Linked DNA regions of Homo sapiens: region 2 is linked to region 1. Evidence: chromatin contacts called from ENCODE Hi-C or POLR2A ChIA-PET data. All regions are on one chromosome and are shown on one strand. The core of a region is the stretch at or near the end of the contact, and the rest is flanking DNA. Distances in the headings are between cores, read along the strand shown. Region 1 overlaps ANKRD29 (ankyrin repeat domain 29). Region 2 overlaps CABLES1 (Cdk5 and Abl enzyme substrate 1).

The links. A loop is a pair of places that touch in the nucleus more often than their neighbours do. ChIA-PET counts read pairs that join two places held with the same protein, here RNA polymerase II (POLR2A). Pooled maps may share reads with other maps.
Region 2: a map with no recorded cell type shows a loop between it and region 1 (14-fold over the local background). The contact joins two enhancer-like sites. A Hi-C loop is called at or near these places in 9 of 37 single-sample maps with no recorded cell type and 4 of 50 pooled maps. POLR2A ChIA-PET finds 5 or more read pairs at or near these places in 1 of 52 experiments (AG04450).

What each region holds. Positions count from the first base shown.
Region 1 is chr18:23,615,927-23,620,344 of GRCh38, forward strand. It overlaps ANKRD29 (ankyrin repeat domain 29), which reads right to left. Exons shown (of 10, transcript NM_173505.4): 7 at 3,605-3,703; 8 at 1,806-1,901. Among named protein-coding and RNA genes, the nearest start is that of NPC1, 32 kb to the left of the region's middle. Within about 2 kb of position 3,027, at least 10 of the 41 ENCODE cell types and tissues checked have a DNase peak (open chromatin) inside an H3K27ac peak, as active enhancers do.
Region 2 is chr18:23,224,653-23,229,449 of GRCh38, forward strand. All of the region lies in intron 4 of CABLES1 (Cdk5 and Abl enzyme substrate 1), which reads left to right. Among named protein-coding and RNA genes, the nearest start is that of CABLES1, 92 kb to the left of the region's middle. RefSeq lists an enhancer at 2,001-2,100. Within about 2 kb of position 2,924, at least 20 of the 41 ENCODE cell types and tissues checked have a DNase peak (open chromatin) inside an H3K27ac peak, as active enhancers do.

The DNA of each region.
Region 1 (4,418 bases), core at 1,777-4,276:
ATATTATATAGTATATAATATATACATACTATATGTATGTATATATACTATGTATGTATGCATACTCTACACATACCGTATGTATGTATGCATACTCTACACATACCGTATGTATGTATGCATACTCTACACATACCGTATGTATGTATGCATACTCTACACATACCGTATGTATGTATGCATACTCTACACATACCGTATGTATGTATGTATACTCTACACATACTGTATGTATGTATACTCTATACATACTGTATGTATATAATACATCCATACTATATGTACTATATATTATATAGTATGTATTTACAGTATATAATTTACTATATATAGTAAATATATGCCATATACTAATATGCCTCCTGGTCAAGGCAGGAGGATTGCTTAAGGCTGGGAGTTTGAGACCAGCTTGGACAATATAGTGAGACCCTATCTCTACAACAAATTTAAAAATTAGATGGGTGCAGTGGTGTGTGGCTGTAGTCCCAGCCGAGGCAGGAGGATTACTTGAGCGCAAGAATTCAAGATTACTGTGAGCTATGATTGCATCACTGTACTCAAGCTTGGGCAACAGAGTGAAACCCTGTCTCTGAAAAAATGTAAATTTATACTATATATATATAGTATATATATATATACACTATATATACAGTATATATATATATATACTATATATACTATATATATAGTGTATAGTAAATACATTCTGTAGTATATATTTCCTATAGTAATATTTATATATTAATAAATATATCTTTACTGTAGTAAATATATTAGTAATTAGTAATATTTATTACTATTTACTATTTAGTAATATTTACTAAAATGTTAGTAAGCATTACTATTAATATAATAAATAATATAATATAATAAAATTAATATAATCAATAATATAATTATATTAGTAAACAGAAATACTAATATTTATTAAGACTTTACAGAAAAAGTTTGCTGACTCCTGATATATAATATAGGTTAGAAATATTTTAATCAAAAATGATCAAAATTTAGGCCAGATAGGGTGGCTCATGCCAGTAATCCCAGCACTTTGGGAGGCTGAGGCAAGTGGATCACTTGAGGTCAGGAGTTCAAGACCAGCCTGGCCAATATGGTGAAACCCCGTCTCTACTAAAAATACAAAAAGCTGGGTGTGGTGGCAGCGTGCCTGTAATCCCACCTACTTGGGAGGCTGAGACAGGAGAATCACTTGAACCTGGGAGGCAGAGGTTGCAGTGAGCCGAGATCGTGCCATTGCACTCCAGTCTGGGCTACAAAGGGAGACTCCATCTCAAAAAAGCAAAACAAAACAAAACAAAAAGATCAAAACTTAAAAAAAGAGTTTTGGCTCTGTTTTTTAGGTGACCCAGGTATCCATACTGACATATTTTCTGAGGCTTCCAGGTGTTTGAGGCTTATTTTATTTCACTTAAGGGAACAAAACAGAGTGGTTCTTTGCTTAAGAAAATGAAGAGAACAGACATAAGTGTCTGTTCTTCTTCCTTGATTTCACAAATCCTCCAAATGGTGTCAAAATGGCATACTTTCCAATTAGCTATTTCATTACTACTGTCGATTTTTTTTTTTCTGCAAAACTAGGTAATGACAGACTGTGGTTCACTCTTTCTACCACCTCCCCACTTCTACCAGAGCCCCTGGGATCTCCAGCATCAAGAAGCTGCAGGTGTGTTCTTTCAAGAATCCAACTAACCAGGCTAACTGCACCCAAATTCGACACAGTCCCCAAGTGAGGACTTACTTTCTAACCTCTCTCTTACAGATTAGTAAAATTTATCTTTAGGTCTTACCTTCAAAATACCAAGAGTGGGTGAGAATTTAAGCAACTCTTTTATGACATCATTATACCCTTTGTTGGCTGCTTTCAATAATGCTGTTGTGCCATCCTTAACAGAAAGAGGAAAATAAAAGTTGATTATTAACATATATCTGTGTTGCTTGAAAGCAGTCAGTTGGGAACTGGAAAGTACCGTTGTCAGAAACTAATGACGTGTAAATTAAGCACAGATCAGCAATGTCTCTTAATCTAGGAGCATTTTAGAGAATATTAAGCAGTAAATTCTGCATGAAAGAGTATCAGATAAACAGTGACTTAGATTATGTTAGAACTCTGCCATTTGGGAATTCATACTTCTACAGTTCCTGAGAACACTGGGCAGGGGACAAGGGGAATTTCAAGAGCATATTTTTAGGCCATGGTTGGACCAAAGAGGCATTCTCGGCTGTTCATAACTTAGCAGAAATGGTTAACTGTCTTTAATAATTTAGATCATTGTTGAGCTGTATTTACTGTTTCTAAAAAAATTTATACAGCCTTGCCCTAGTCTGCTCTAGGCATCCGCCCGTGTGTGGGTAGTGGGGCTTAGGGGCAGAGGTGATAGATTAAAATCTGCTAAAAGGCCAGGTGCAGTGGCTCACGCCTGTAATTCTAGCACTTTGGAAGGCCAAGGCAGGAGGGTCACTTGAAACCCCGTCTCTACCAAAAATACAATAGCCGGGTGTGGTAGCCCGTGCCTGTAGTCCCAGCTACTCGGGAGGCTGAGGCACGAGAATCACTTGAACCCAGAGGCGGAAGTTACAGTGAGCTGAGACCGTGCCACTGCACTCCAGCCTGGGTGACAGAGTGAGACTCTGTCTCAGAAAAAAATAAAATAAAATCTGCTAAAAAGAATGAAAAGCCAAATTCAAAAATTAATATTTAGCTTCTGTCGTTATTTTTTGGCTCAAGAACACAGTTTCCAAATTCCTTTTTCTCCCATTTTCACATATCAGTCGCTGTGTTTGGAGGATTTAGTCCATAATTCTCCCGTAGCCAAGAAACCACTTCGGCCTGCCATTAGGGTTTATCTGTAATCAGAAAGAAGGAAGAATGAATTGGGGGGCGGGGGGTGGGGGTCTTTTCTGGCTTCAGAGATTGTGGGAAGAAGAAGAGTGAGAGAGAGGGCAGTGAAATGGTGGCGAACGCGTCTGGTGATTTCCCTTTTTTGGAGCTTAGACTTGGAGAGGGGAAGGTGGGTTACGTAAGCAAGGGTTATACAAAGGCCACAGTAAAACACAAAAAGCAAACAGCATAGGTGGTCAGGTTCTCTTCAAGCCTTCCTTATGGGGAAAAGGGCCTGCTGTGCAGCACACAAAGGCAGTATTAGGTGGCACCAGCAGAGGCCAGTGGATGACGGCGGGCCAACAGGGGACGGGGTGCAAGGGGTCTGCAGCTCCAGGGAGGAGGGGCAAGAGGCAGGGCCTGCAGGAGGCGCAGCACCAGCCAGGGGATCCCCCTAGGACACGCCCCAGGACAGCCGGGAGGCCCCCAGGACAGGCGGGAGGCCCCCAGGACAGGCGGGAGGCCCCGTCTCTACCGCCCTCAGGCCTAAGGCTAAGATTCCACCCTCTCTAGTGCGTCCCAAGGTCATCTCGGGTGGAGGAGGAGAGAGACCGAGCAGCACCGAATCAGACCTTGACTTTGTTTTCCTGCTCAAGGAAGGAGGTTGGGAGGAAACCCATGTGGGCTGCAGACTCAGTCAAGACCCGTTTTCTCCACACAGGCGCGCCGGGAGGCTTCGCTCTTTGGCCGCGCGACTCGGGCACTCACGTTCCGCGCAGCGTCGCGGTCGGCTCCGCGCAGCAGCATCACCCGCACCACCTCGCTGTGGCCCATCTGGGACGCGATCCACAGGGGCGCTGTCCCGTCCTGCGGGAAGAGGAGGCGGCGGCCGCCGTGACTGGGGCGCCCGGCCCCACCCGCTCACAGAACGTCTTTAACACCAGGGGTCTGAAAGCGAAAACTCCGGGAAGGCACTCCCTGACCGCAGATCACACTCTGCAGCTGATCCACACCGCCCAGGAGGCAGTGAGAAAAGAGGGGGTGTGTGTAGCCCACGGACGCAGACGGCACGTGGCTGAGCCTGGGCTACTTGAATAATTGCCAGTATTCAAATTTTGGCTTATAAAATCATCCATTTTGTGGCTGGATCTTTTACCAAAAAGGGTGGTACAGACTTCATGGAAAGATGCGTGGGAACCTTGCTTTGAAGGCTTGGGGGAGCAGCTGACCTGTATACATACACCACAGCAGAACCAAATTCCACAAACCCAGAGAGAAGCCGGCCTATTCCCCCAAGACTGTCCATTTCTTTGCTTTCCCAGTGGGTCACACCTTAATGTTCACAAAATACACCCTTCATTCCCATAGAACGCAGGCAGTTTTCTTTGAGGTGGGGTCTGCGGGTCAGAGAACTCAAGTCATTTCTCCTACTCTTCTAGTCTGGTGTCCAGAACCCTCCAAAGCCACCTCATTTCTTAGGGGGCTTAATTTTAGGTGGAATCTGTTGTTGTGTCTTCTAGGAAGTGATGCACATAAACTAGTTACGGCAGGACAGCATTTTGGGGAATATTTCCTCTGCGTA
Region 2 (4,797 bases), core at 1,674-4,173, 390 kb before region 1:
CCGCCTCCTGGGTTCACGCCATTCTCCTGCCACAGCCTCCTGAGTAGCTGGGATTACAGGTGCCCGCCACTACACCCGGCTAATTTTTTTGTATTTTTAGTAGAGACGGGGTTTCACCATGCTAGCCAGGATGGTCTCGATCTCCTGACCTCGTGATCTGCCTGTCTCAGCCTCCCAAAGTACTGGGATTACAGGCGTGAGCCACCGCACCCGGCCTTCTTTTTCTTTCTTTTTGAGAAAGGTCTCACTGTATTGCCCAGGCTGGAGTGCAGTAGTGCAATCTCAGCTCACTGCAGCCTTGACCTCCCAGGCTCAAGCGATCCTCCTACCTCAGCTTCCTGCGTAGCTGGGATGACAGGCATGCACCACCACGCCCAGCTAATTTTTGTATTTTTTGTAGAGTCGGGTTTCACCATGCTGCCCAGGCTGGTCTCAAAATCCTGGGCTCAAGCCATCCTCCCACCTCGGCCTTCTAAAGTGCTGGGATTACAGGTGTGAGCCACCGTGCCCGGCCATCACAGAGCTATTATGTTGCTCTTTCTAGATCTACTTGAACTTAGCAGTTCCCAGTCAGGTTCACAGTGAGTTTGTCAGTGGTGCAATTCTACAAATAATGGATTCACCTTGAGATCTGCTTTTATTCAGTCTTTTTTTCCTCAATAGTACATGTTTCTTAAAGACTATTTGAAAAATGTATAAAAGTAAAAGGAAGATAACAATTATTGAGCCTCACCTCCTAAACAAAGCCACCATTTACATTTTGGTCTATTTCCTTCCAGTCTTTTTTTTTTTTCTTAATGCATACACTTTATGGAACGTGAGGAGACCATTGTTTTGCTTTGATCTTTCTTGCTAAATCCTACCTTTCAAAACAAGCCCATTACAGAGAAGAGGAACAGATGTTGCCCAGCTTTTTCACTGTAACTGTAACATCAAACCTTCCCATAGCTGTAAACACTCTTCTCAGATGAAGCTTGTAAATTATGCCATTTTCTGGGAAGAGTCCCAGCCTTAAACCAGCTCCTTTTTCCTCAACTAACACTTGCCAAGGCCAGCCTGAATCTTTCTGCCTTTTATCCACATTAGTCACGGCCTTCTCTTTTCTAGTGTGGATTTGTGGTTTGGCTTGGTGACCCTCAGCTCACAAAATGAGTTGCAAGCAACTTTCTCAACTTTCCTAAATAGGCAGACCCCACTTAGTAAACAGCTTGTCCAACACTTCTATCCAAGACCACTTCTCTTCCCCTCGCTTTCCAGCCCCCATTGTGGGCTACTGTGCCACCGCCATAGGGCCAGGAGTGGGAAACCTGGGCCCTGCAAAGGAATTTATGGATTTACATGTAGAGAGAGGGAAGGAATTGTGAAAAACAGGAATAGCTTAGGGGAAAGGGTCCTGGAGTCCTAAGAAGGAAAGGGAAGTTCAGAGAAGAAGGTGAAATAATACAAACTTGACCTTTAAAGTGTTACTCAGCTGGGCACAGTGGCTCATGCCTGTAATCCCAGTACTTTGGGAGACCGAGGTGGGCGGATCACAAGGTCAGGAGTTCAAGACCAGCCTGGCCAACATAGTGACACCCCATCTCTACTAAAATTACAAAAATTAGCCGGGCATGGTGGCATGTGCCCGTAGTCCCAGCTACTCGGGAGGCTGAGGCAGGAGAATTGCTTGAACCTGAGAAGTGGAGGTTGCAGTGAGCCAAGATCGTGCCATTGCACTCCAGCTTGGGCAACAGAGTGAGACTTCATCTCAAAAAAAAAAAAAAAAAGTTCCTGAGGGTCAAGCCTGGACCAGGAAACCAAGAGGAGAGACTCAACTTCCTCCTATTTTTTTACCCTCATACACCCTCTGACCTTTTGCTTCTATGACCCGAGCTCTTGTTTTTGCTTTTGGGCTGATTCAGTTACATTATAGGCTCAGAGAGCCTTGGGTAGGCTAATCTCCACTTACTGCATCAATGAAAAATGCATTCTGAGTTCCAACTTGCCAGCCCAGGAGCTTCTAGAGCACGACCCACTGGTGAGTGAGAGACTGCAGGTGTTGTATGGAGAACTAGTCCTAGAATTGTCCCTATGCATAAGGGAACCGACACCAGCCACCAAGTGCTCTTTACTTCCTGAGATCTGGATGTGGGTTGGTATTTCTGTACACATGGATCCGACCAGAAGAAAGTAGGAGAGAACCTAGTAAACTTGAGATTGGAGGTTATGTGAAATCACCAAACTAGATGATTCCAGCAAAAAGAGTTTCTGTGATGTGTGTGTAGGTTCACACCCCTTAAGATAACCATACTTGACTGTATGATAGTCGCAGGAGTCACTTACTTACTACAGATGCATCAGAGACCATGTGATGAAGAAGATGGCTTCCCAGTGGAGTTGCAAGGTGCCTCTGGGGGGTGTGTTTTTAAATTGTCAACAGCTTCCACATGGTGTTTATATCCTTAACTTTTGGCATTGGGGGCATTCAGATGAGGTCATCCGCTTGGGTCCATTTCCTGAGTGTTGATCATTTTGCGACACAGAGAACAGCGTCTTCTATTCTTAGAGCCTTCAAGCCTAAATGCTCCCTGCCTGGCTCCAGGCCCATGCCCCCTTCCTCCCCACCCACTTTCCCCAGAAAATTTTTGTTGTGGAAAATTACACATTCACAAATTGTGTTTCTTTCCTCACACCAAGCATATTCCCACACAGAGACAGATTCTGGAATGATCTCATGGATGACTCATGCCATTATCTGGCTGTTTATAGGAGCTGCCTTTAGACAAAGATTTGGTCATAAGCTACGTTAAGACCCCTTCATTGTCTGCCAGTTGCCCTTGCAGGGGATGGCTTATGGCTTATCGATGGAGTCCTGAGTGGGAGTGGGAAGGGACTTCTAGACTAAAAGCTGCTTTTGACTTCACTTTTGTCCATCAACTGTGGACCCTGTTCCATTGTCTCTGAACTCTGGAGGCACCTTCTGCTTGATGTCAGCAAGCAGGCCTGGTCCAAGATGGCAGCTGCACTGTATCGGAAGGGCAACAAACGGGACTCTTAAGCTAAGGGGAAGACTTGTGTCGTCGACTTCCGGCCCATGTGTAATCTCTTAATTAAAATTTAGCTCACAAGTGGTATTTCCTTTCGTAATCCAGCTTTCAGGCTTTGCTTTAGGTGCAGGAAATCTCTCACTCCTTATTCTCTTTGAAGGGTCTGGAAATCCTGTTAATATTTAATTGGCTTTTAAATTATTGACACATCAAAGTGTTCAACCTATTGTTGTCCTTTGAAGAGCTAGCGCCTAGTGGAGCTCCTGGCAGGTGTTCCAAGTTCTTGGGCTTAGAGCACCATTAGAGAAAGGATGGTGGAGAGAAGTCAGGACCACTCCATTTTGGAAGCAGAAAGCCTTGGAACCTAGTTAATTGGATCACACTTTTTCCATCTAGTTTCCAGGTGTTAGATATTTAAGTCTTGTCTTTTTTTAAGAGAGTAATATTAATTAGTTCATTGATCATGCTCCCTGAGGAAAGGGCCATAGCTTGAACTTCTTGTTATCTAATAGGGAATCTTGTTTTCCTGTCAGAATCTGTTTCATGCATTATGGCTCAGTGAGCAGCTGGCTGGGCCTCTGCCAGGGAGCCACAGAAGAGGAAACTAAAAATCATTTTGCCTTTTACAAAAGATGAAGTCCAGAGTCGGCCGTTTTATGATTAATAATGACCTAGGTATTCCCCTTTGGCCCCAAGATAGCTAGATTAGCCACCTGCTTTGATCAGGTGACTCCACAGCTGTGCATGTGTGCTTTGTGCTGAAGAAGCCAAAACTAAGACAGGGGTCCAGGGGTTTCTAACAGTGAAATTACAGGCATTCAAGGAGAGCTACATTAAATTAATTTTGGTGCCATCCTATGAAGGATGAGTTTACACTCCCAAAATGAACCAGCCTGTTTTTCTGCTCATTGCTTAACGGTATAACTGCTGCTTGGCTGTCTCCCCAAATGTGCTTTTACCTCCTGTTTTAATCCCCACCCCCATCTTCTGAGTCCCTCCCTTTTACCCCCTCCAGTCACTCCCACTCCCCCACCCCCGTGGGCCAGTTTTAAATGTCAGCCTTTGTTTAAAAAAAAAAAAAAAAAAAGTATATATCTTTGTGCTGGATTTTCAGTGTGCTTGTTGCCTACAGCCTCTGCAGAAGTTCACAAACTTGCACAGAATGTGAAAGCAGCTCCTCTAGGTACATGTGGCTAAGCTGCAGCGCTACCCAGGACTGTAGAGAGAAGGAATGACAACCTTGCATCGTCCACAGTTCCTTGCCAGTAGTTCAGTTAGGGTGTCTGTAGAAATGAGATCACTTCCTATAACCTGACTAACCGTGTTCACCTCTGAGTAAAAGCTGCAACATTTTAACCTAATATACACAACTTTAGACAATATTCATGTGTAGTATTTGAACTTGCCTCTATGCCATTTTTAAAAGGAAGTGGAATATAAGTAAATTAGTAGGGCCAGGCACGGTGGCTCACGGCTGCAACCCCAGCACTTTAGGAGGCTGAGGAGGGCGGATCAACTGAGTTCAGGGGTTCAAGACCACCTGGCCAACGTGGTGAAACCCCATCTCTACTAAAAATACAAAAATTACCCGGGTGTGGTGGCAGGCGCCTGTAATCCCAGCTACTCGGGAGGCTGAGGCAGGAGAATCGCTTGAACCTGGGAGGCAGAGGTTGCAGTGAGCCGAGATCGCACCACTGCACTCCAGCCTAGGCAACAAGAGTAAAACTCCATCTCAAAAATTATTAAAAAATAAATTAGTATTTGAACACTA